Linked DNA regions of Homo sapiens: region 2 is linked to region 1. A link is a loop called in an ENCODE intact Hi-C map of the cell type or tissue named here. Cell type or tissue: HepG2. All regions are shown on one strand. Links, peaks and the distances in the headings refer to the core of each region. The heading gives the core; the rest is flanking DNA.

What was found. Peaks named below come from ENCODE experiments on the same cell type or tissue, not always from the same donor. Only the 100,000 strongest peaks of a DNase experiment are listed, where the experiment ranks them.
Region 2: it touches region 1 in a loop (27-fold over the local background); 21 of 110 quality-filtered maps call a loop at or near these places.

What each region holds. Positions count from the first base shown.
Region 1 is chr16:14,244,388-14,256,869 of GRCh38, reverse strand. MRTFB (myocardin related transcription factor B) reads right to left here. Exons shown (of 17, transcript NM_001308142.2): 11 at 11,210-11,342; 12 at 9,363-10,397; 13 at 7,789-7,944; 14 at 4,847-5,008; 15 at 4,368-4,505. Among named protein-coding and RNA genes, the nearest start is that of TRT-CGT2-1, 35 kb to the left of the region's middle. RefSeq lists an enhancer at 10,512-11,711. In HepG2, for the core only: a CTCF peak has its summit at 7,150 (motif pointing left); a DNase peak (open chromatin) is centred at 7,149.
Region 2 is chr16:14,594,091-14,606,572 of GRCh38, reverse strand. PARN (poly(A)-specific ribonuclease) reads left to right here. Exons shown (of 24, transcript NM_002582.4): 10 at 47-89; 11 at 2,347-2,427; 12 at 6,613-6,669. It also overlaps the pseudogene RN7SL274P. Among named protein-coding and RNA genes, the nearest start is that of PARN, 30 kb to the left of the region's middle. In HepG2, for the core only: a CTCF peak has its summit at 6,273 (motif pointing right); no DNase peak of the experiment used is centred there.

The DNA.
Region 1 (12,482 bases), core at 2,614-10,613:
TTTACTTTCAGTGGTCTTTGTATTTAAAGTATGCCTCTTGTAGATACATGCATTAGTTACCTATTGATATATTATAAATTATTCCAAAACATAATGGCTTAAAATTATTATGTCACAGTTTTGTGGGTCAGGAATGGTTTTGATGGGTGGTTCTGGCTTCGGGTCTTTCATGAGGTTGCAGCCAGGATGTTGGTCAGGTTACCGCCAACTCTAGGTGTGGCTGGGGAATGCCCTTGACTGGCAAGTTAGTGCTGGCCATTGATGGGAGGCCTCAGTGCCCCTCCATGTGAGCCTCTCCAGATGGCTGCTGGCATGTCCACATGGCATGACAGCTGGCTTTTCCAGAGTGAGCACTCCATGGGAGAGCAAGGAAGAAGGGGCATGCCTTTTATGACTTAGTCTCTGGAGTCACACACCATCACCTCTGCCAATTCTGTTTGTTAGAAGTGAGTCGCTAAATCCAACCCAGAGAGGAATGTCAAAGAATTTGCAGACATATCTTAAAACTGCATACAGTTGAGTCTGGCTTTTATATCCACTCTGACAATTTTTTGCATTTTAATTGAATTGTTTAGTCATATGTGTTATAATTACTGACATGGTTAAGTTTGGGTTTACTATTTTATATTTTATATTTGTCTTCTATTCATCCCATCTGGGGTTTTTTTTTTTTTTGTTATCCTGTTTTTCTTTCCTGTCCTTAAAAAAAAATTTGACATTTTTGTATCTAATTTTTCTTTCTTTCTTTTTTTTTTTTTTGAGACAGTCTCGCTTTGTCACCCAGGATGGAGTGCAGTGGCACAGCCTCAGATCACTGCAGCCTCAACCCCCTGAGATCAAGTGATACTCCTACTTTAGCTTCCCAAGTAGCTGGGACTACAGGTATGCACCACCACACCTGGCTAATTTTTGTCTTTTTTGTAATGATGGGGTTTTATCATGTTGCCCAGGCTGGTCTTAAATTCCTAGGTTCAAGCAATCCTCCCACTTCGCCTCCCAAGGTGTTGAGATTACAGGCGTGAGATGCCATGCCAGGCCTTTCTATTGATTTTTTTTTTTAAAAGCTATCTTGAATCTTTTAAATTGTTACTATAGATATGCAATACATATCCTTAACTTCTCATAGGCTACTTAATGTTGTACACTGAATAAAACATAGAGATCCTACAACCACACAGATCCACTCATTTCCTCCCCCATCCTTTATTAATTATTTTAAGTATTGTCTACACATGCTATACACTCCTCAAGACAGTGTTATCTTTGGTGATGAACTAACTCAATTTTTCTTTATCTGAAAATATCTTTAGTTCACTTTCATTCTTAAGGGATATTTTAACATGATAATAGAATTCTGGGTTGACAATCCCTTCCACTTCTTCCTCCCTAAAAACTTCTAAACGTGCTGTTGCACTCTTCCAGTTTTCATAGTTTTTGATGAAAGGTTGACATTAATCAATTAGTTGTTTGCTCTGTGTGAAATGTGTTTTTTCTCTTGATGCATTTAAGATTTTCTCTGTCTTGTCAACAATTTGACTGTGATGTGATTTATCCAGCTTGTTTATCGAGCATCTCAAAGCTATAAATTTGTCTTTCATCCTATTTGTGAACATGTCAGCCATTGTTTCTTCAAATATTTGCCTCTTCAGTTCTTTCTCTCTTCTTCTGGGACTTCTCTTCTACCTATGCTAGACTGTTTTGTTTGAATTATATAACAGGATTCTGGGCTGTGTTCACTTCACAATCTCTGTTATTCAGATTGGATAAGTTATGATCTATCTTCAGGTTCATGACATTTTTTCCCCTGCCATCTCCATTCTGGTAAGTTCATCTATATATTTTTTTCATTTCAGATACTGTACTTTTTTAGTTCTCAAATTTCCATTTAGTTGTTAAAAATCATTTCTGTATCCACATGGATCCCTTTTATTACAAGCATATTTCCTTTTCCATCACTGAGGACAGCTGTAATAGTAGTTGCTTTGAAAACCTTGCCCGCAAGTTCTAACATCGAGATGAGCTCAGGATTGGTCTCAGCCTTTTTCCTTTGAGATAGGTTACATTTTCCCAATTCTTTGTATGATGCATGTTATGGATAAATGTTATGGATGTTAAATTGTGGCAACTGTGAATTCTGCTGTTATTCTCAGATGAATGGTTTCTATTGTTTTAGCAAGCTATTAACTTGGTTAGACTTAAAACTTCAAAATGTTTCTTGGGTAGATGTTCCAATCTCACTTTAGATCTTTTGTCTTCAGCTGAGCTGCTAAGCGTCCATTCCACGCCTGTATGGCTTAGGGGTCAGCCAGAGATGTGGGCACACAGAATTTGGGGATCTCCTCTCTGGCTTTTTCCCTCTGGTTGCTCTCAATTCAGTTATCTGGATTTCCAGGCCATAAAGACTATGGCTTTTCTCCAGTAACCCTGCCACTTAGCTGGACCCCAGAGTAAAAGCAGCACAAAGAGGGAAATCATGCCACATCACTCCCTTCCTGAGTGTGGATTCCCCACCAGAGAATGACTGCTTCTATTTACTCTTCAATGCGTTCAGGTAGTTGCTTTTTGTTATGACCCACATTAATAGCTATTATCTGTGGGAAGATTGAACCGGTAGGGCCTTACTTAGCCACTCGTGGAATTGCAAGTCTGAGTAAATGTATTTAAACGAAGTTTGGTGCTCAATGGCATATAAGCAGGACCTACAGGTGGCTACTCATTTGAATAACCAAAAACCAGTGTAGAACCTCAGTCTATAAACAGGAACCTAGAGACATGTAAATACCAGAGATTCCAATCAGCTGTCTTAGGTTACAGTGGAAGATTCATCAAGTAAGCAGGACTTAGAAAGGATGGGTACTATCTTTTTGTTTTCTTAAAAACTGCAGTTAAGCTCTTGGCAATTCACTTCGTCTCTGCTCCCCTGTGAAGAGAATAGATGTCACTCCGAATGGACCATGAGGGAGGAGTGTAGTCCAGCACCACCTGTTTGACTTCTTATTGCAAATATTTGAACCCGTCTTTGAAATCTGACTTTTCCCTCACAGACAAGGGCCTTTGCTGAGTCTGTAACTAAGGGACATCTTACAACTCAAAGTTACGTTCCCTCGGTACTCAGGGAATACAAAGCAGCATGTGGTAGGTTCCACTTCCTCCAAGAGGCAGCCCCCTACGGGCCCTGAGCATCCCTGGATGTCCTTGGTGAGGGTGCCAAACTGACAAGGTCGCCTGGACTGAGCAGCTTCTGTAGATGCTCACTGAGGCAACCAAGTGGGTCAAGGAAGCGTAGGCATGACTGCATACTCCCTGGGTGAGGGACTGGCTTGTTTGCTGCTTGCTAGAAAAAGCACAGAGCCCTTGGCCCCACGTTCCTTAGGTGCAGCTTGACCCACTGCATACACAGCCACCATGTGGCCCCAACAAGTTACCCCATGGAACACGGGAGCGGGAGAACTGGTACAACTGCACTGATGTTCCTGCTGTTTGCCGTGGATAATAAACAGTACCGCTTGGATATTGTCTCTTGGTGTCCACCTTTAGCACCCATGGAGCGGTGTCAGGGCCACTCCTTGAATCCTCTATGAGGCTGGGGTTCTTCCCTCAAAGGTTAGTTTTAAGCTTTGACAGAAAGCTTTAGAGAGAAAGATTGGAGGAGTGTTTAGGGTAATGTATGACAAGTACTCTCATGACTGGGCACCCACCATGGGCCATATGCTTTTACAAATAGGAACCCTAACTTCTTCCATTGCTTGGTATGGTTGGGGCTACTTCTGTTTTATCAGTCAAACAAGGAAGGCTCAGAGGCCACATGGTCACCATGTGTGGTGAAACCAGGAGAACCTCAGATCTGTTACCTCCAAGTGCATTTGCTCAGTGTATGAGCAAAGTCATTTGGATGGGCTGGCCTGCTGGGGGCAGAGGTTGCTGGAGACCAGAGAGAGACCAAGTCAATTTAGGTGCTGGTGGCCTTGAATGTCAGCCAGGTGTAACAGTGATACCATGTGTCATTTTGATGCTGGCCTGACACATGGTGGCTTTAGAAAAGAAGGGACCTGTATAAAATGTGTCCTGGTCATAATCACATCTATCTCTAACATGACTGATGCCCCTACCCCAAAAGAAAAGTTAAGAGATAAACCCTTAATTTCTGAATAAACAGTAAATGCAGTTATACTGCTGCTGAAAGCTGTTTAAGGTCTTCATGATAAATGACATTTTGATTTTAAATAACCATGTAAAATACAAGGTTATTTTTGTATTTCTATTGAGGCAAGTCAGTTTCAGACAAGGGATTCTGTATAGGTCTGCTCGAGACTGAACGTGGGCACATCCACCATAGCCTTATGCACCATGACCGTGCCCTCACTTACCTCTGGCAGAGGGGCCTGTGTGCTGCGTGTCTGCTTGATGGCCTCCTCATAGCGGGGGGGATCTTTTGTCTTGGCGACTGGACTCCCAAATAGAGAGTGCTGGACGACAAATTGCTGGGGTGGCGGGGGTGAACTAGGCTGTGTCAAATAAAGGAGGAGTGCACATTACCTCTTGGCAATAAACCTCTCTTTTCCTGGCTAGACTCGGCTCTGCTGTTCTCTATGTAGTGGCCAAATCAGGGAATTCATGAGCAGGTTCTTTTAAGCACCTGTGAGGCTGACAGCACTGGTGGCCACCTTATGTGCGAACGATCATCTTCACTGTGATAATAGCTGAGCTCCTCCTTCACAAGTTATCACTGTATTTTCAACAATTTTATCCCATTAACATTAGTCACTCCAAGCCCAAAGCACTAGGCTTTGGAATGATTTGATGCCCCTGCGGCACTGTCACTGACACACAAGCCTCACAGGGTTACCTTGTTGGGTGTGTTAGGTCCATTTTGCAGGGATGGAAGCGGAGCATTTCTGGATTGAAGAACACTGTTGGAGGCCTTATTGATAAAGGGCTGCTGGACAGCTGGGGCAGGATGTCTCTGATATGGAAGAACTGTATTTGATGATGCTGAGTTTGTGAAAACCTGTAATGAATAAATGTTTCTCCATTAATTTGTTCTTTGGCTTTTCTTAATGAAGTAAAGAAAACCATGTTTTAGGACAGGGGTCAGCAAACTTTTTCTGTAAAGGGCTGCAGAGTATATAGCTTATGATTTGTGGGTCACCTGGCCTCTGTTGTTACCACTTGGCTCTGCCATTGCAGCCTGAAAGCAGCCACAGACAGTACATGGATAAATGGGTGTGGCTGTGTGCCAATAAAACTTTATCCATACAAACAGGTGGTGGGTTAGATTTGGCCCACAGGCCAGGGTTTGCTTACCCCTATTTTCGAGCATATGTGGTCCCTTTACGCAGTAACTTGCCTTTGATGGTGGTACAGACAGAGCTTTGTGGAAAAACAGTGCTTGCTCTTTATAATTCTCCTCTTAAATGATAGCTGAATTTCTTCTATTCCTCTCTAAGGTGGGCTCATCTACTCTCAAGTCTTTTTTTTTTTTTTTTTTTTTTTGAGACGGAGTCTTGCTGTGTCACCCAGGCTGGAGTGCAGTGGTGCGATCTCGGCTCACTGCAAGCTCCGCCTCCCAGGTTCACGCCATTCTCCTGCCTCAGCCTCCCAAGTAGCTGGGACTACAGGCGCCCGCCACCACACCCAACTAATTTTTTGTATTTTTAGTAGAGACGGGGTTTCACTGTTGTTAGCCAGGATGGTCTCAATCTCCTGACCTCGTGATCCACCCGCCTCGGCCTCCCAAAGTGCTGGGATTACAGGCTTGAGCCACCGCGCCCGGCCTACTCTCAAGTCTTCAATGGCCATGACTAAGCTAATAATCCCAAGCCACTGCTCTACTTCCAACCTTGCTCCCAGGCGTCAAAGCCACTTACATCATCATCTTAGGTATCTCAAATTTAAAATATTCCAAACGATTTTTCTCCTTTTTCCCATTACCCCCTGCCTCTCAGCTTCTGAGGGAAAATAATTCTTGGTTCTGCTTTTTTTAAAACTTAGGTAAATAGGACTATCAGTCAACTCTGCTTTCTCCCTCAGTGTTCACACATCTCAGCGACGCCGCTTGAATCTGCCTCTGCTCTCTGCTGTCCTGCGCCTGGCCTTCACTATCTATCACAGGGATTCTGCAGCAGCCTTGCGGCATAGACCCCCTGCCACAACGTGTTCTCAAGGCATGGCCCCTACCACACTCCTTGGCTCTCCTGATTTGGGTAAAACCCTAATCTTTGGCTGGCATGTAAGCTTCTTACTACCTGGCCCCCTTTCCATCCTACCTAAAACCTCAACCTGCTGTGGTCACACTCAATTTTCCAGTTTCTTGAAAATGTCTTCAAATACAAGCAAGGCCCCATGTAAAACTGGTCCCCTTTGGAGAGGCTGTTTTCTGTTCCAACAGGCAAAGGTGAGAACTTCTTGCTGTGGAACTCCAAAATGTTTTGTTTAGCACCTCCATCAAGAGCCACAAGTTTTAGGGTCTTTTACAAATATGTGGCCATACTGCTGATATTGTAACTGTATTTCATAGAACTTGGTTTGCTCAAAAATACTTAACACGTTCTATACCACTAATATTCTAAAAAACCTCTGTATTTCATAAGCAGGAAAGTCTATGTGTATATACCTCAAACAGTACAATCTCCATGGTGATGAGTTCTGTAAATATACTCCTATTTGAAAAAATTAATTTTCCTTAAATTTGGTAAAAAATTACTTCCTTTAAACTAGAAGTAATGATTCCTAATTCTAGTGTTTACAGACTTAGTGAAAAAGCCCTTATTTATCCTATCTACATATTATTTTTTCCTTTCCTCCCTAAAACAAATTGTCTTAACATTGGAACATTTACTAAGCTTTTAATTACACTAAAATGGTATTTCGAGCTTTCCCCAAACTCAGTAACATACAACCATGATTCCTCTCGCAGAGGAGATTCTGAAGCAGCACACGTGTTACATGTGACTGCAGCTGTCCCCAAAGCTGGTTTCACCCAGACAGTTCACACTATCCTGAGGCAGATCACAGGCACAACTCATTACCTGGGTTCTTTCATGTTGAAGAGTAAAACTCTGGGATTAATAATTTTCAAGGTTTAAAAGAGTAAGACCTATTTTTGAGGCATAAGATTTTTCTGGCAAGGAGATGTGCACATAGCTCCACCTACTGGCTACCGGGGAATGCGGGAGAATTTTTTTGGTAGTTATTTGTGTAGAGGACACTGAATCCTAGACCACCAACTTCATTTTAAAGATGAGGTAACTGACTCTCAGAGAAGGTAAGTGAATTCTGCATGAGGCCAAACACCTAGGCAATGGTGAACTGGAATTGATAAGACCTTCTGGGCTCTTAATCTGAGATGGCAAAGTCTTACAAATGTATTTCAAGATCTTACTCAGCATAAACATTTTGGGAGTATCTTTTTCATCTTCAAATACCTTTTCCAAGGGAACAGCATATCTTTTTTTCCACAGTATGTTTAATTTGAAAACATTTATTTTAAAATTCAGTAAATTTAATATATGAGGATTGAAAACAAATACTTTTGAAACTTTCCCTTGGAAAAGGGGTTAACTGCGAAGGCGAGCTATCTTTCAGTAATGAAAAGGTCTTTCTCCATTCCAAATAACTGGGAAATCTGCAGCCAAATGGCATCTGACCTAAGGCTCATTCTATGGGAGATGGATCACAGAAAAGAATGAACAGGAACTTCCCAGGGCGTTTACAAAGATGCTTGTTGAATGGATGATCGGAGGATGGTAAAAATCAGCGACATTCTATTGCTCCTTGGCATTTACAAACCTTTCTGACTTGTTGAGGCTGACTGAGCACATGCTGCGGGAACGTGTCTTGTGTCTGAGGTACAGTTGGGGCCAAGCCTGAGGCCAAGGCAGCAGTTGGTATTTGTGCAGCAGTTGCTATCTGAGGCTGAGTCTGCATTCCTGCTTGTGGTGAAGTCTAGGAGGTGAATTGAAAAAAACATCAATTTAATTGTCAGAATCAAAGTTAGAAATCAGAACTTAGGTGTAGAATCACTGGTCACTTGGGGATTGTATCTAAATGAAATAAGACCAAGGTTACAGATACACACTTCATCTGCACAGAAATCTGAACTTTAATGATTCTAAACCAGAGAGGGAAACATCAGACCAGTCACTGCATGCTCTTATTATTCCTAAGTAGCTAAGATTTTTCATTTGAAAATTTTGAGAAAATGGAAATGGAAATAATAAGAACCTAAGGCAGTTCTACACATAATAGCTCAGGTACTGTAATACTTGAATAACAGCAAGGCAACTCGTGAGACCTAACTGTCCCAATTGCTGCTTGCAAGCGGTGTGTGCATTCCCTAGGGAGAGCCAGCAATGGGGCCAGGGCGCCCTCAGACCCAAGGATAAAAACACGGTTCTCGTTTCTACTACAGCAATGGAAGATTTGGACCAAAAAATTTAAGGATTTATTATGGAATAGACTTTCAATTTCACAGATACCCTAAAGATAAAACAGAGGAATCAGAATTTTTGCATCTGCCAAAGGGTCTGTGGGCCCTGCCTCCTAACCACAGGGGTACGAGATGATTCCTCTCGCCTGTTTCAGGTATTTGGGTGTCGAGGCTGAGGAGCACTGCTTCAAATGGTTTCTTGTTCACTCGTGCTCCATGTTTGGTGAAAACTTACCAAAACTGCATGACACGGTAAATACATAGGTTATGTACGCACAAAAGGGAATTTCATGCTCATCAGTGTTTTCTCATCTCTTTCAATTACATCCTCACTCCTAAATTTGTGGTCATGTTTTCCTTAGTTTAGACATCTTCATATAAGCAGTGACTTTCAAGAACTAAATGTGGGAGGCAGAATATAAGAATGGGCATAAGAATAAAGGCTCTGCGGGCAGAACACCTGGGTTTAAATGCCAGCTCCATCCTTGGGGGAACTCCCTGAGTACTCCTAGGCCTCAGCGTCCTTATCCAGAGATGGGTGGTATCACTTAGATCTTCTAGGAGAAGGGAGGATTAAGTGAAGCCGGCCATTTAAAGTACTAGATGCTGTGCCTTGCCAGAAAGTGCTCAGCGGCAGACTATGATCACAATGATCACGTCACTGGTGTGTAAAAAAATGTCTGCATGGATGATACTGTGTTCATTCAAGGGAAAAGGTAACAGGACTAGAAAAGCATCCTGTGTTTTTTTCACTATATAAAAACAGTGCTAGATATTCAGATTTCTGAATAACCCTCTCACACATGCATACGTTTTCTCCGTGGGGTCTGCTCTGGACGCATTTATGGAAGAGCTCAGGTATGGTGCCTTCCTTAGCAGGGTTTGCATTCCATGCATGCTGTAAGGCAAAGTAGTTAGAAGACACACTTCACACCTGGAGTTTGAGGCTGCCTACAGGGAGTTGCACTGAGGTGACACTCGAGCCCTGGATGGACACTGGGAGCAGCAGCTGAGCAGTCTGCGTGGTCAGTAAAGCCTGGGGCTGAGCAACAACAGCAGGCGGTGGCTGTCCCTGGGAACTCACATAAAACTGCGAGACGACACTCTGCTGCTCTGCCTGGCCCACAGGGACCTCTTGCTTGATAACTACAGCCTTTTTGGCAACAAGGGTCTGGCCACCTGTAGAGACGGGCTGGCCTACAGCGTGGCTGGCTACTGGGATGGGCTGCCTGGAGCTGGAGCAGTCAGGGAGTGAGGCCTCATCTTTGATGGAGGAGCCAAGGCTGCCGTGCTTCTGATCTGACTTGACAGAATGACCTGGGGCACTGGGCTGGGCTTCCAGGGGCCGCTGCTGCTGCCCTCGTTTTTCAACCTCAAGTTGCATTTTCAGCACTTCCACGAGCTTCTGCTCTTGTTCCAGTTTCCTCTTCAGCTCTTCGATTTGCTTCTCTTTCTCCTGAAGCTTGCGATCCTTTTCGGCTGCATCCAGTTCCAGGTTTGACAGAGTGCTGCTGGTGGGACTCAGACTGTCTTCATTATTTGTCATTCTCAAAGGAGATGAACTCAAGAACTGTGAAGGCGACATCATGGTCATAATCTCGGTGAAAGTGTCTGCCATGTTTGTGTCATCAGTACTGAGACTGGACTGTTCGGAGGGAGATGGTGAAATGGGCAGAGGGGAATGAACATTTTCCACACGGGTTGCGTTGCTGGTTCCTGTAGGTGGCAATTCTGCCTTGAGAGTAGAGACTGAGCTAGTCACAGTGTTGTGTAGTGTTGTAACCGGCAAGGCCACAGTGACTTCTGGGTTACTGGTGACAATGGCTGATGATGACACTGCCACGATGCCCCCAGCAGCAAGGCCGCTGCTGTTCACTTCCTGGTAGGGTTTTAGGCGCTCAATGAGGTCCGGTTTGGTGCCTGACACTGGCAGACCCCTTAACTTCAGTTCTGTCTTCAGTTCTGATACCTGGAGGTACAAACAAAGCAGATATCTTAGTATTAGAGCTTTCTGGCAAATCTACAGTACGCTTTTGTGATGGGAAAGGTGCCTATGTCTGTCAGACAACTCTGCGTTACGGCACACCTGAAAGTAGAACTGGTTTTATATTTAAGCACACAGAAACAGATAACTACAGACTAGAAGCACTTGAGGAGCCAGTGATACGGTAAGGGTTTTTAGAGGGTAATTCCGCTTTTACGTCAAAGCAGAGAGATACTACCAGGAATTATGATGATGATACAGCTGCATTTATTGAGTAGTTGCCTTGTGCAAGACACTTTTGGAAATGCTCTACTCTTTCCACTCATCTTCACACGACCCCATGAGGTGTCCGTATCATTATTCTTCCCATTTTACAGATCGGGAGGCAAAGAAGAGAGAGGCTGAAGCACTCACTGAAGGTACCACAGATAATAGAAGGCTGAGCTGTGGTAGAAACCTAAAAAGGCTGGCCCTAGAGCTCATATTCTTAACTGTTACATTTTCCTGCTTTTCCCAAACTTGGCATTGAGCAGGGAAGAAAAAAATCACAGCCTCTGGAATCCAGCAGAACTGGTAGGTGCCTGCACAAGGTACACACTCAGTAAATGACAGTTATTGGTTGTTTTACAAGAAAACTTAGTGGAAGTAAAAAGAAAATACCTTTTATAAAGATTATCATATTGTTGGTAAAGTTGAATGTCTACTGAAAACTACTTAATGTCTGCTAGACAACGCTGGCAAATCATTTACATGTTTGTGGTACTTAGGGGTGAATAAGCTCCAGTTGCAATTGTCACCTTTAAGTCATCCAGGCTAGAAGGCAGAGGTCCTGGCTTTCTCACAGGAGTAGATGTATTCTGTCTTGGTGTGTTAGGTGTGGCATTGTTCAAAGCTGAATTCCCACTGTTACTATTTTTGTCATTGAGTGGCCTTCAAAAGAAAACAAAAATTAGAGTTTATAATAAAATAATTTCTAGATTTGACATTGCTTCTATTAACAATTTGACTAACTTATGAAGAGAAAAATACCATGGTTATGGATTGGAAGGCTGAATATTGTAAAGATGCCAATTACATTAGATCTCAATGAAATCCCTGCAGGTTTTGTTTGTTTGCTAGCGTGACGGAAATTTAGAAGGCGATTCTAAGCTTTATATGGAAATGCAAAGGACCAAGAATGGCCATGAATCCTTGAAGAAAAGCAAAGCTGGAAGAGTCACACCACCAGACATCAACACGTAATTAATGTGTGATGTTGCTGATACAGGGACAGAACAACAGGCAAATGAGAGAGCCCCAGCAAATCCAGAAACGGCCCTCTGCATACCCGGACCCTTGAGTTACCAAAAAGAGGACACTGTGATGTAGTGGAGAGAGGGCGGGACTTCAATGGTGCCATGCTACGTTGGAAATTCACACAGAAAAAAACATGGCTCTTGACTGGCCCCATCTCACCTTGTTCCCAAAATCTACATGTGAATTATGAAAATAAAGCTTTCAGAAAAACACTCAGGATAGTATCTTCATGGCCTTTGGGTAGACAAAGATTTCTTAAACAGCACATAAAAAGCACTAAGTAAAAGGGACATCTTTAAGACAGTGAAAAGTCAAGCCACAGTGCAGGACAACATATCTGTAATACATATTTCTGACAAAGACCTCATATCTAGAGTATATAAAAAGGTCTTTAAAATCAGTAAGAAAGAGACAGAAAACCCAGTGGAAAAGTGGGGGGAAAAATCTCAGATGTATCACAAGAATGTATATCCCAATGGTCAATAAATAAGTGAAAGATGATTCAACCTCATTAGGTATGTGGAAATTGCAAATCACAACAGAATAGCCCTGCATTTTCAGTGGAATTGATATAATGAGTAAGACTGATACCAAGTACCTGGGACAACCAGAACAATCACACACTGCTGGCAGAGCTGTGAATGATGCAACTACTTTGCAAAACTGTACTAAAGAAAAACATCTTTTCTTTGAAACTTTTCTTTCGTAGTACTAAAGGAAAACATCTGCCTATCCTATGATCCCACAATTCCATTCCTAGATAAGACATCTAAC
Region 2 (12,482 bases), core at 2,783-10,782, 350 kb before region 1:
GCTGTCATTGACTCATCTACTGATACTATGTTTTTCTTTTCTTTAGGTATCCGAAAGGCATTCATGTTGAGACTTTAGAAACTGAAAAGGTAACCCCAAGAATTATCTAGGGCTAACATTAAACACATCCATTGTTACACTGTTAGGGGTTTCTTTTTTTTTTCTTTTTTTTTTTCCCTCAGGGTCTTTCTCTGATTACCCAGGCTGGAGTGCAGTGGTTAGTCACGGCTCACTGCAGCCTTGACTTCCTGGGCTCAGGTGATCCTCCTACATCAGCCTCCCAAGCTGGGACTACAGGCTCGTGCCACCATGCTTGGCTAATTTTTTATATTTTTAGTAGAGACAGGGTTTCGCCCTGTTGCCCAGGCTAGTCTTGAACTCCTGGGCTCAAACAATTTGCCCGCCTCGGCCTCGCAGAGTGCTGGATTACAGGCCTGAGCTACCATGCTCAATCCTTAGTGTGCTGAAAGTCAGAATTTGTATCTTGTCTGTGCTTGTTATGAGCTAGGTAACCTAGGGTAAGTCATTTGATCTCTTTAAGCCTAATTTTCTTCTGTACATTGGGACTGAGCATGATAACGGTGATCTATACTTTCTCATAGCCTTTTTATGGTGATACCGTGGGTAAGTGGAAGTGATGCCTTGTAAACTTGAAAGTATACAAATATTAGTTTGTATTCTTACTATGGCAGAAAGCTATAATGGTACATGTGAAGAAATGGCTTCATGTTGCGTGGGCAGACAAAATTAAATTTTAGAATTTGGGTCGTAAGCACAGCTATTGTCCTGAGTACACAGGGTACACTGATAGAATTGTGATGGGAAGTGGGTGGCTAGTGGTGGGTTCCTTCTGCAGTTTTTCAATTTTATAATTTGTTGTTGCTGTTAAGTCAGGTATAAAATTAGAGATTAAATAAAGTAGAAAAATAATCTTGGTAGATAATTTATCTTTAGTGGACACAAAATATATGAGAAAGAAAGTACTAGTTATCTGACACTTTGGCAGAAAATCCAGAGTTTTTTCTTATGGTAATACAACATATATATGTAAGTTTTGTTAATGTTAATACAACATATACATTTTACTTTAAAACTCTTCAGAAGTCAATGTTCAAATGCAATATAACTTTTTTAGTATTTGTCATAGGAAATGTCTTATTCTCACAGTCTGTTGATATTTTTAACTGATGTCTGTTGGGTTGAATTAGTAAACCGTAGGAAAATGTCATGGAAACACAGAGACAAAATTTGGTTTGTAATGCATTAGCTCAACTTATGTTGGCATTTCAAAGTATTTTCTGTTGTATTTGGCTCATGAAAGACTACAGTGGCTGGGCATGGTGGCTCAGGCCTGTAATCCCAGCACTTTGGGAGGCTGAGATGAGCAGGTCATTTGAGCCCAGGAGTTTGAGACCAGCCTGGACAACATGGTGAAACTCCGTCTCTACTAAAAATATAAAAAGAAATTAGCCAGGCATAGTGGTACATGCCTGTAGTCCCAGCTACTCAGGAGGCTGAGGTGAGAGGATCATCTGAACCCAGAAATTTGAGGCTGCAGTGAGCTGTGATCATGCCACTGCACTCCAGCCTGAGCAATGGGAGTGATAACCTGTCACACATACAAAAAAAGTGTGCGGTTACAAAAATTACAACTTCTGGCTGGGTGTGGTGGCTCATGCCTGTAATCCCAGCACTTTGGGATGCCAAGGTGGGCAGATCACTTGAGGTCAGGAGTTTGAGACCAGCCTGGGCAACATGGTGAAACCCTGTCTCTACTACAAATACAAAAATTAGCTGGGCGTATTGGTGCGCACCTGTAATCTTGGCTACTCTGGAGGCTGAGGCAGGAGAATCACTTGAATCTGGGAGGCAGAGTTTGCAGTGAGCTGAGGTTGTGCCACTGCACTCCAGCTTGGGTGACAGAGTGAGACTGTCTCAAAAAAAAAATTCTAATGGCAGCAGAAATCTGAATTTTTTGGATTAAGTTGTCTCTAGAAAATTGTATATATCTGTGGCCAGGACCGTGGCTCACACCTGTAATCCCAGCACTTTGGGAGACTGAGGCGGGTGGATCACCTGAGGTGGGGAGTTTGAGACCAGCCTGACCAACATGGAGAAACTCCGTCTCTACTAAAAATACAAAAATTAGCCGGGTGTGGTGGCACAAGCCTGTAATCCCAGCTACTCGGGAGGCTAAGGTAAGATAATCGCTTGAACCCAGGAGGCGGAGTTTGCAGTGAGCTGAGATCATGCAATTGCACTCCAGCCTGAGCAACAAGAGCGAAACTCTGTCTCAAAAAAAAAGAAAAAGAAAAGAAAATTGTATATCTGCTTTATGTCTTTTAGAAGGAGCGATATATAGTTATCAGCAAAGTAGATGAAGAAGAACGCAAAAGAAGAGAGCAGCAGAAACATGCCAAAGAACAGGTAATTGGGCTATGTTAATTCTTGGGGGGTGAGAAATGGCAACATAAATATTGATTTATTCCTGTCTATTTCAGATCATATGTTGGATTCAATTTAATGAATAGTTTTCTTTCATAGAACAATGGAATTGGCAGAAAAACCTGGACTAGAATAAGGGGAAGTTAGATTTAAGCATGAGACGTAGCTAGCAAAGTGAGTCTGACGTCACTGATGACCAGTGTCTACTTAAACCAGTCCTGAAGAAAGTACTCTTGATTCTCATTTAGCTTGTGTCACTGAGTGTCACTATCCTTTAATACTGCAACGTCTAACTTCATGTATAGTTACTAGTTTTCCTTAAACCAAGTTCAGAGCACATGATCTGACAGATGAGGATGACATGCTTAGGTTGTACTGTTGGAACATCACCCTGCTTGCTGTGTGAAGAATGGTTTCGAGTGAGTAAGACTGGAGGCAGGAGACTAGTTAAGCTGTGGAGTAACCTAGCTAGGAGATGTTGGTGACCTGGCGTAGGATAGTGAGTAGCAGTGTAGATGGAATCTGGAGATACTTGGAAGGTAGAATCCATGGAATTTATGACTGAATGTGGGTGGTGGAGGAGGAAGGGGGAAGGAGGAAGATGCTCATGCCAGACATTTGCACAACGGGGTAGACTGCACTCCATTCACTTGGAGGGGTTGGCTGGAGTGACATCGGTTGGGGGAAAAGGTGGAGGAGAGAGGAGTGGGTTTGCATGTGGATGAATGTCATGCTCATATGTACATTAGGCAGGGTCACTCCTAATTGACTTAACCACAATGACCCACTTTGGGAGACAGCATATTACCTACACAGGGAAAGATTAGCAAGAGGTGCTGCCTGTGGTCCCTGTCCCACATACTAAAAAGGACAACGCAGAAACAAAAGGTGCCAGTTAGAGGCCAGGTGTGATGGCTCATGACTGTAATCGCAGCACTACTTTAGGAGGCTGAGGTGGGAGGATCACTTTGAGCTCAGTAGTTTGAGACCAGTCTGAGCAACATAGCGAAACCCCATCTCTACAAAAAATACAAAAAAAATTATCCAGGTGTGGTGACGTGCGCCTGTAGTCCTAGCTACTTGGGAGGCTGATGCTGGAGAATTGCTTGACCCCGGGAGGTGGAGGTTGCAGTTGCAGTGAGTTGAGATTATGCCACTGTACTCTAGCTTGGGTGACAGAGTGAGACCTTGTCTTAAAAAAAAAAGATACGAGATGATTGCAGCATGTGTTTTGTGATGTGGCTTCACTGAGGATGAGTTCTAGGCTGCAGCTCAGGGCTTTGATACTCTGCAGCTCTCTTCTGAGAGGGCGAGGCAGAGAGCCCCACACCTCCTCAGAACCCAGGAGGCAATGAGGAACTGTTTCATGACAGCCTCCCAGGAGTGACAGGGAAGGGGGTGGGAGCTGGCCTCATAGCAGCTCCTTAGAAGCCTCTGCCTCCCACCCTTCCCTCCTGATGTGTTGTGCCAAGACGCAGATGAGTCTGTGGCCAAGACGCAGATTAGCCTTTACCTGCATGGCCCGTTTTGATACATGCAAGGCCACCAGGGCACCATGGCATCCCCTAGAGTGGAAAAAGATGTTCCCCCAGAGTGGAAAAAGATGTTCCATTCTGGTTTTGACCTGATGAGGTTTCGAGTGTTTTTAGGACATGCAAGGGTGGATGTCCTCTTAGCAGGTTTGTCAGTGTTGAGCACAGGAGAGGGGTGAGGGCTAGGCATGATTGTCATTGGCAGAGAGACTGGGACTGGATCAGAGCAACTGCAGAGTACGTGAGGAATGAGAAGAGGACCTGGGGCTGAATCCTGAGGATCAACAGCATTTAAATGATAGGCAGAAGTCGACAAAATGTACCGGGAGATTATTGTGGTACACAGCCAAGGGAGGAGAGAAAAAGGGGCAGTCAGCAATGTCAGCTCCCATGTAGGGGTTAGTATTGAGACATGGCTGTTGGATTCAGCCCTGGCAGTAGTTTTTTAAACTATAATTAAAGCAATTTTTCCCTATCTCTACTAAAAGTGCAAAAAAATTAGCCGGGCGCAGTGGCATGTGCCTGCATTCCCAGCTACTCGGGAGGCTGAGGCAGGAGAATCGCTTGAACCCGGGAGGCGGAGGTTGCAGTGAGCCGAGATCACGCCACTGCACTCCAGCCTGGACAACAGAGTGAGACTCTGTCTCAAAAACAAAAAACAAAACCAAAAAAGCAATTTTTGTTTTTGTTTGAAATGGAGCCTTGCTTGCAGTGACATGATCTCGGCTCACTGCAACCTCCGCCTCCCGGGTTCAAGCGATTCTCCTGCCTCAGCCTCCCGAGTAGCTGGGATTACAGGTGCATGCCACTGCGTCCGGCTAATTTTTGTATTTTTAGTAGAGACGGGGTTTCGCCATGTTGGCCAGGCAGGTCTTGAACTCTTGACCTCAGGTGATCTGCCTGCCTCAGCCTGCCAAAGTGCTGGGATTACCAGCGTGAGCTACCATGCCTGACCCCCCCAAAAAAATTTTAATTGTGGTAAAATACACATAACAAAATTTATCATCTTAACTATTAAATGTATAGTTCAGTGACATCAAGTAGTTTAACATTGCTGTGCAATCATCACCACCATCCATCTCCAGAATTCTCTTCATCTTGCAAAACCGAAACTGTACTAATCAAGCAGCTCTCCATCTCCCACCCCTGACACCCAGCCCCTGGCAACCACTATTCTACTTACTGTCATATGAATTTGGTCACTCTGAGTACCTCATATAAGTACAGTATTTGTCCTCCTGTGACTGGCTTATTTCTCTTAGCATAGCAGCCTCAAGGTTCCCCATGTTATAGCATGTGTCAGAATTTCCTTCCTTTTTAAAGGCTGAATAATATTCCATTGTGTGGCTAGACCACATTTTGTTTATCCATTTGTTTGTGGACACCTGGGTTGCTTTTGACTATTGTGAATAATGCTCTTGTGAATTTAGGTATGCATATACCTATTTGAGTCCCTGCTTTCAATTCTTTGGGGTATATACCCAGAAATGGAATTGCTGGGTAATATGGGAATTCTTTTTGGGATGAGCCTCCATACTGTTTTCCTTAGCTGCTGCACTGTTTAACATTTTCATCAACGGCACACAGGTTCCAGTTTCTCTACATCCTTGCAAATACTTGTTAGTCTTGGGGTTAGTTTTTTGTTTGTTTGTTTGTTTTTTGAGATGGAGTTTCGCTCTTGTTGCCCAGGCTGGAGTGCAATGGTGCGATCTTGGCTTACAGCATGCAACCTCCGTCTCCCGGGTTCAAGCGATTCTCCTGCCTCAGCCTCTGGAATAGCTGGGATTACAGGCATGCACCACCACGTCCGGATAATTTTTTATTTTTAGTAGAGACAGGGTTTCACCATGTTGGTCAGGCTGGTCTCGAACTCCCGACCTCAAGTGATCCATCTGCCTCTGCCTCCCAAAGTGCTCGGATTACAGGCGTGAGCCACTTCACCCAGCCAGTGTTGGGGTTAGTTTTAAGGAGGTGAGCAATTTCAGTGAGCATGAAGCCAGAGGGCTGGGAACACCTGGGAGTTAAACTGGAGAAAGCAAGTTAGCTTTGATGAGACAAGTAGAAGGGGCAGTAGTCTGAGAGATCTTAGAGGAGGGGAGGGTTTTCAAGATAAGAGAGACACTGAGCCTCTTTCAACACTGCTGGAAAGAATATAGGAGAGAAGAAGGTGGGTGGGAGAATTTTGTAAAAATGTATTTTTCGAGGAAAAAAAATCAGGAATTATGAAAATACTTGATTTGATCAGTTAACTGCCAGATGGGTTTCCTCAGAATTGAATGTGTTACTGAGTTTAGCCTGCAGGTGGCAACTTTTTAAGTTACTGTTTTTAAGACACCTTGAAAGACTTGGAAATTTTAAAGAAGTCGGTGAAGTGATGGATAAACCCTAAGCATTGTTCTTTTAGTAACTAATGAATAATTTTCCATTTGTTCATTCTACTTTCTAAAATAGAAGAAAAGTATGTACGTAGATCATTTTAGATGCAAATGTTTGGGAAGATAGGCGCAAAGCACAGGAAACTAAAGCTATCTAACTTGATACAAAATTTCAGTGTCTTTTTTTTGGGGTAGTTTTTTAATTCACATAAGGAATATTTATACATCAATAATACATATGTATATATTTTTTTAATTAGGAGGAGCTGAATGATGCTGTGGGATTTTCTAGAGTCATTCACGCCATTGCTAATTCGGTAAGTGAGCCAGACTTTTTAGCAAGATTGCAGAACATACTATTTCAGGTGAAGTATCTAATTATCATTGCAGATTAATCATTTCATCTCCTTTAGAATGTTTACCTAGAACATTCTAAGAAGTTAGAACTTCATCAAGATAGACTGTTGTTATAATGCACTTGGTGAGGCATAATTGCTAAATTATATTCAAATCAATTTTCAGGGAGCCTTGCTTGAAAAATGCATAGGAGGGTTACACTATGTTGTCCTTATATGGCTACATGGAAACCAAGAGTTATTTTCAAAACCAGTAAGAAGTCGAAAAAGAAAGTAAGGAATAAGGGGAGAAACAATCAGATATTTGACTGAAGGTGTTTTGTTCCCTAAGTAGAAGAATCTAGAGGGTAAAAATAATGATGTCTTTGTTTAGTGCTACATAAGTGTAATTGAATCTTATTCTTAATAATATTTGATATGTTTTAAAAAGATATTGGCCATTTGTGTAAATGTGCTAGGGGACTCTATGATAGATATGATGGGTGTTTTTCCTTGCTTTGTGAGGCCTTTCTGAAAACAGGCGGCCGGGCATAGTGGCTCATGTCTGTAATCCCAGCACTTCGGGAGGCCGATAAGGATGGATTGCTTGAGCTCAGGAGTTCGAGACCAGCCTGGGAAATATGGGGAAACCCCATCTCTACCAAAAATACAAAAATTAGCCAGGTGTGGTGGTATATGCCTGTGGTTCCAGCTACTTGGGAGGCTGAGGTGGGAGGATCGCTGGAGCTCGGGAAGTCAAGGCTGCAGTGAGCTGTGATCACGCCATTGCACCCCAGCCTGGGTGACAGACAGACCCTGTCTCCAAAAAAAAAAAAAAAAAAAAAAAAGAAGAGGAGAAAGAAAACAGGCATCCGCATTTTACATAGGTAAACTAGGTCATGCTGCTGGTTGTTCTAGACAGCTTGCTTGGATGCTGAATTGCCTGTAGTCTAGGACATTCTCTTATTTGAGCAGTTGGCCTGGGAGAAGGAATCATCTTATACCTTAGATGCTGAACTTTGCATCAGGGAAGCTTTAAGGCCATAGAAACCCTCTCAAGGTTTCATGCTGTCTCACTGCCAGCTGCAGGCTTGTAAACACAGGGGCGCTGTAGGGAAGGCCCCTGCTGTCCTCATTCCGGGATAAACAGAGGTTTACAGAGCCTTGTAAAAGAAGAGGGTTGGCTCACGAGGACTTCTCTTGCTCAAGTAAGTGGGGCGATTAAAGTCGAATAGAAAGTTGGAAAGATCCGGAGAGAAACAATGCTGTGAGCCTCTTCAGCAGTGGCTGAGATTACAGGTATCCAGAAAAGCAGAGTTGAGTTTCTGGTTCCATTTGCTCATGTTGTGCACACCTAGCCAGCAGACTTCAGATAAGTGGTGGTTTTGATTGAGGCGGGCCCTAAAATTCAGAGATACGGAACATAAGTTGGTTTTGAGCTCTTTTGTAGCCGTCATGATAGTTCAGTCAGCTTTTCCAAGATTGGACATTTGTTTGTCTTATACACATTCGGATACCTTAGCTTGCTGTACCTGTTTTCTTTTCTCTGACATCTTTCTTCTACAGAATATTCATAACATGTTGCTGACCGTTGGTAGTCAACATCCCAAAGCATACTACCAAAAAGCCCTGTTTATTAGCGATCCGGACATTTAAAATTTTTGAGTCTTGAATGAAAGTTGACTAAAGTAAAATAAGATGCGTAAATCCCATACCTTAAATATATATATATATATATTTTTTGAGCCGGAGTCTCGCTCTGTTGTCCTGCTGGAGTGCAGTGGCGCAATCCTGGCTCACCACAACCTCCGCCTCTCGGGTTCAAGCAAGTCTCCTGCCTCAGCCTCCCAAGTAGCTGGGATTACAGGTGCCTGCTACCACGCCTGGCTAATTTCTGTATTTTTAGTTGAGACGGGCTTTCACCATGTTGGCCAGGCTGGCCTCGAACTCCTGACCTCAAGTAATCTGCCTTCTTCAGCCTCCCAAGATACTGGGTTTACAGGTGTGAGCCACCATGCCCGGCTGTATAACTTGGATACTTTTGAATGGTATTGATTGCTGTTTTGTCAGAAGTCCGCCAGTTGGAATTTGTCTCACATTTTCTCATGACTGATTTGAGGATATATGGTTTGGCAAGAATACCACAGAAATGATGGTTCATGATGTCGATCAATTTTTTTTTTTTTTTTGAGATGGAGTCTTGCTTTGTCGCCCACGCTGGAGCGCGGTGGCGCGATCTTGGCGTACTGCAAGCTCTGCCTCCTGGGTTCACGCCATTCTCCTGCCTCAGCCTCCTGAGTAGCTGGGACTACAGGCGCCTGCCACCACACCAGGCTAATTTTTTTGTATTTTTAGTAGAGACGGGGTTTCACCATGTTAGCCAGGATGGTCTCGGTCTCCTGACCTCGTGATCCGCCTGCCTTGGCCTCCCAAAATGCTGGGATTACAGGCGTGAGCCACCATTCTCTGCCCGTGATGTTGATCTTGATCGCTTGGTTAAGGTGGTGTTGGCTGGATTTGTGTTCTGTGAAATTAATTTTATAGTTAATAAGTTAACTATGTCATTAAATTATAGTTAAATTAACTATATAGTTTAACTTTATAGTTTATGAATATCTTGGGGGAGATACTTTGAGACCATGAAAATCCTGTTTTCCCTCAAACTTTGCCTACTAATATTATCGTCTATCAGCATATCTTGCCTGTAGCAGTTATTACTGTGGTATTCTAATGGCAAGTTTATATTTCCTTCGTCCTTTCTACATTTATTCTTGGAATTCTTCTATAAAGAAAAAAATGGGCTGGGCATGGTGGCTCACACCTGTAATCCCAGTACTTTGGGAGGCCAAGGGGGGCGGATCACTGGAGGTCGGGAGTTCGACACCAGCCTAACCAACATGGTGAAATACCATCTCTAATGAAAATACAAAAATTAGCTGAGCGTGGTGGCACACACCTGTAATCCCAGCTACTTGGGAGGCTGAGGCAGGAGAATCGCTTGAACCTAGGAGGCGGGGGTTGCAGTAACCTGAGATTGCACCATTGCACTGTAGCCTGGTGACAAAGTTGAGACCCTGTCTCGAAAAAAAAAAAAAAAGGAAAGAAAAAAATGTCCTTTTCCCCTGTTTATTTATGTATTTATTTAATTTTGAGACACAGTCTCTGTCTGTTCCCCAAGCTGGGAGTACACTGGCTCACTGCAGCCTCTACCTCCCGGGCTCAAGCGATCCTCCCTCCTCCTTAGCCTCCTGAGCAGCTGGGACTACAGGCATGCAGTACCACACGTGGATAATTTTATATATATATTTTTTTTGTGGAGAAGGGGTCTTCCTATGTTGTCCAGGCTGGTCTTGAACTCTTAGGCTCAAGCAGTCTCCCGCGCCTCAGCCTCCCAAAGTATTTGGATTATAGGCACGAGCCACCACACCCAGCCCTTTCCCTTGTTTATTTAATGGTTTTTATGTATATGTATGGACTCAGGGATTTTTTTTAATTATTAGTATTAATAATAATACTAGATTATTATCTAGGATTTTTACTGTTTACTTTGTTGCTTAAATTGTACCACCTTTGGCCATTGGAGCTTCTTTGACTTGGCTCCTGTGCCCTCTGAACAAGCCCCCCATCCTTTTCTGAGCACTTCTTTGCTTTCTGGTATTCTTGTAGTTTCTCTGGCTCAGCTATGGAATGAATGACTTCTCCACGGAGCTCTGGTTCCTCTTAATGGGGAATGATGTTTAGAAACCAAGATCTGGCCCTAGGTTACTGCTTCTGGCCCTAGGTGATATTATTGCTTCTAAGCCCTCTCACTGGACAGAACTAAGAACCATATGTATGTAGACCTAGGCATGTACACACACAGCTATATTTCTGTGTCTCTCTGTATATGTATGTGTGTGTGGATCTATATAAATGTGTATGTAGCTGGGCATGGTGGCTCAACCCTGTAATCCCACACTTAGGGAGGTCAAGGCAGGAGGACTGCTTCAGGCTAGTAGTTCAAGACCAGCCTGGGCAACATGGGAGACCCCCTCTCTACAAAAAATGTAAAAATTGGCTGGGTGTGGTGGCTCGCTCCTGTAATCCCAGCACTTTGAGAGGCCAAGGCGGGCAGATCACGTGAGGTCAGGAGTTTGAGACCAGCCTAGCCAACATGGTAAAACCCCGTCTCTACTGAAAATCCAAAAATTAGCTGGTGTGGTGGTGCCACCTGTAATCCCAGCTACTCAGGAGGCTGAGGCAGGAGAATCTCTTGAACCTGGAAGGCAGAGGTTGCAGTGAGCTGAGATTATGCCACCGCACTCCAGCCTGGGCAACAGAGCAAGACTGCATTTCAAAAAAAAAAATTAAAAAATTAGCCAGGAGTGGTGGCACATGCCTGTGGTCCCAGCTGTAGGGGAGGCTGAGGTGGGAGGATTGCTTGAGCATGGGAGTTTGAGGCTGCATTGAGCCATGATGGTGCCATTGCACTACAGCCTGGGCAACAGAGCGAGACCCTGTCTCTAAATAAATAAGTGTGTGTGTGTTTGTGTGTGTGTGCGCATGGGTGTATGCATGCCTTTATACTGATACCTCAGATTCCAGTACAATACCACGTGACTTATTTTTAGCTTCCTCTCTTTTCTTATTTGTGCCTTCTTTCTCAACAGTGAGAAATCCAGTTTCTATTACTTCCATTATGTTTATTTGTTTAAACCCGGTATACACATAAAGTAGCTTCAGAGCTACTAACCCATACCTCGCGAGAAGTACATTTATTGATGAAATGATAACATTTATGATTTATGTGCAATTCGTTTTGTTTTTAGCCTTACAGTATCTAGTCAAGATGCTCTTTTCCAAGTTAGTTTGTTTCTTCTTAACCTTCAGTGTGGTTATGGTAGTCATTTATAATACAGTTTGGTTCATTTCTTAGTGTTTGCATTCCATTTGGGGTTACCTACACATCTTTTCTGTGGTTTCAATCAATGCTCATTATTTTAGCGTAGCATAGGTATTCAGAATGTACACCAATAATGAGCCAAAAGGACAGCTTCTCTGTTAGATTTGGGAGATTTTGTGTAGGATTATTTCAGATAATTAATGTGTAGTCCCATGAATCAAGCAGTGTTACACTGAAGGTCCTTTGGGTTATAGTAAAAGCTCCATCGTGGTAACCTGATTTTTTTTTCCAAGACAGAGTCTGACTGTCGCCCAGGCTGGAGTGCAGTGGTGCGATCTCAGCTCACTGCAACCTCCGCCTCCTGGGTTCAAGCCATTCTTTTGCCTCAGCCTCCCGAGTTGCTGAGATTACAGGCATCTGCCACCACACCCAGCTAATTTTTTGTGTTTTTAGTAGATACAGGATTTTGCCATGCTGGGCAGGCTGTTCTCAAACTCCCGACCTCAGGTGATCCGCCTGCCTTGGCCTCTCAAAGTGCTGGGATTAACAGGTGTGAGCCACCACGCCCGGCCCCTGATGTTTTATGTTAAAAATGGTGTCACCTGGCTGGCTAAATCTAAATTTATGTTCCATTTTGGAAATTTAATTTTTATCAAAATGGACTAATTTGTTGCACATATAGTGTGAGACAGACACACCGCCCATTGCACGAAGAGGGCTGCCAGCACATATATTGTATTTCGGTTGGCTGAAAGGCAGTGACTTTTAATGGATGTGTGTTTAAGAACATGCCCCATGAATTTTGACATAATGATATAGGAAATGCAATTCTGTTTAATATAGTTAGAAATTAGTTATTTTTACCTTTTAGCATTGGTATGAATGTATCTTTTAAAATAAGTGGGTTGTTTTA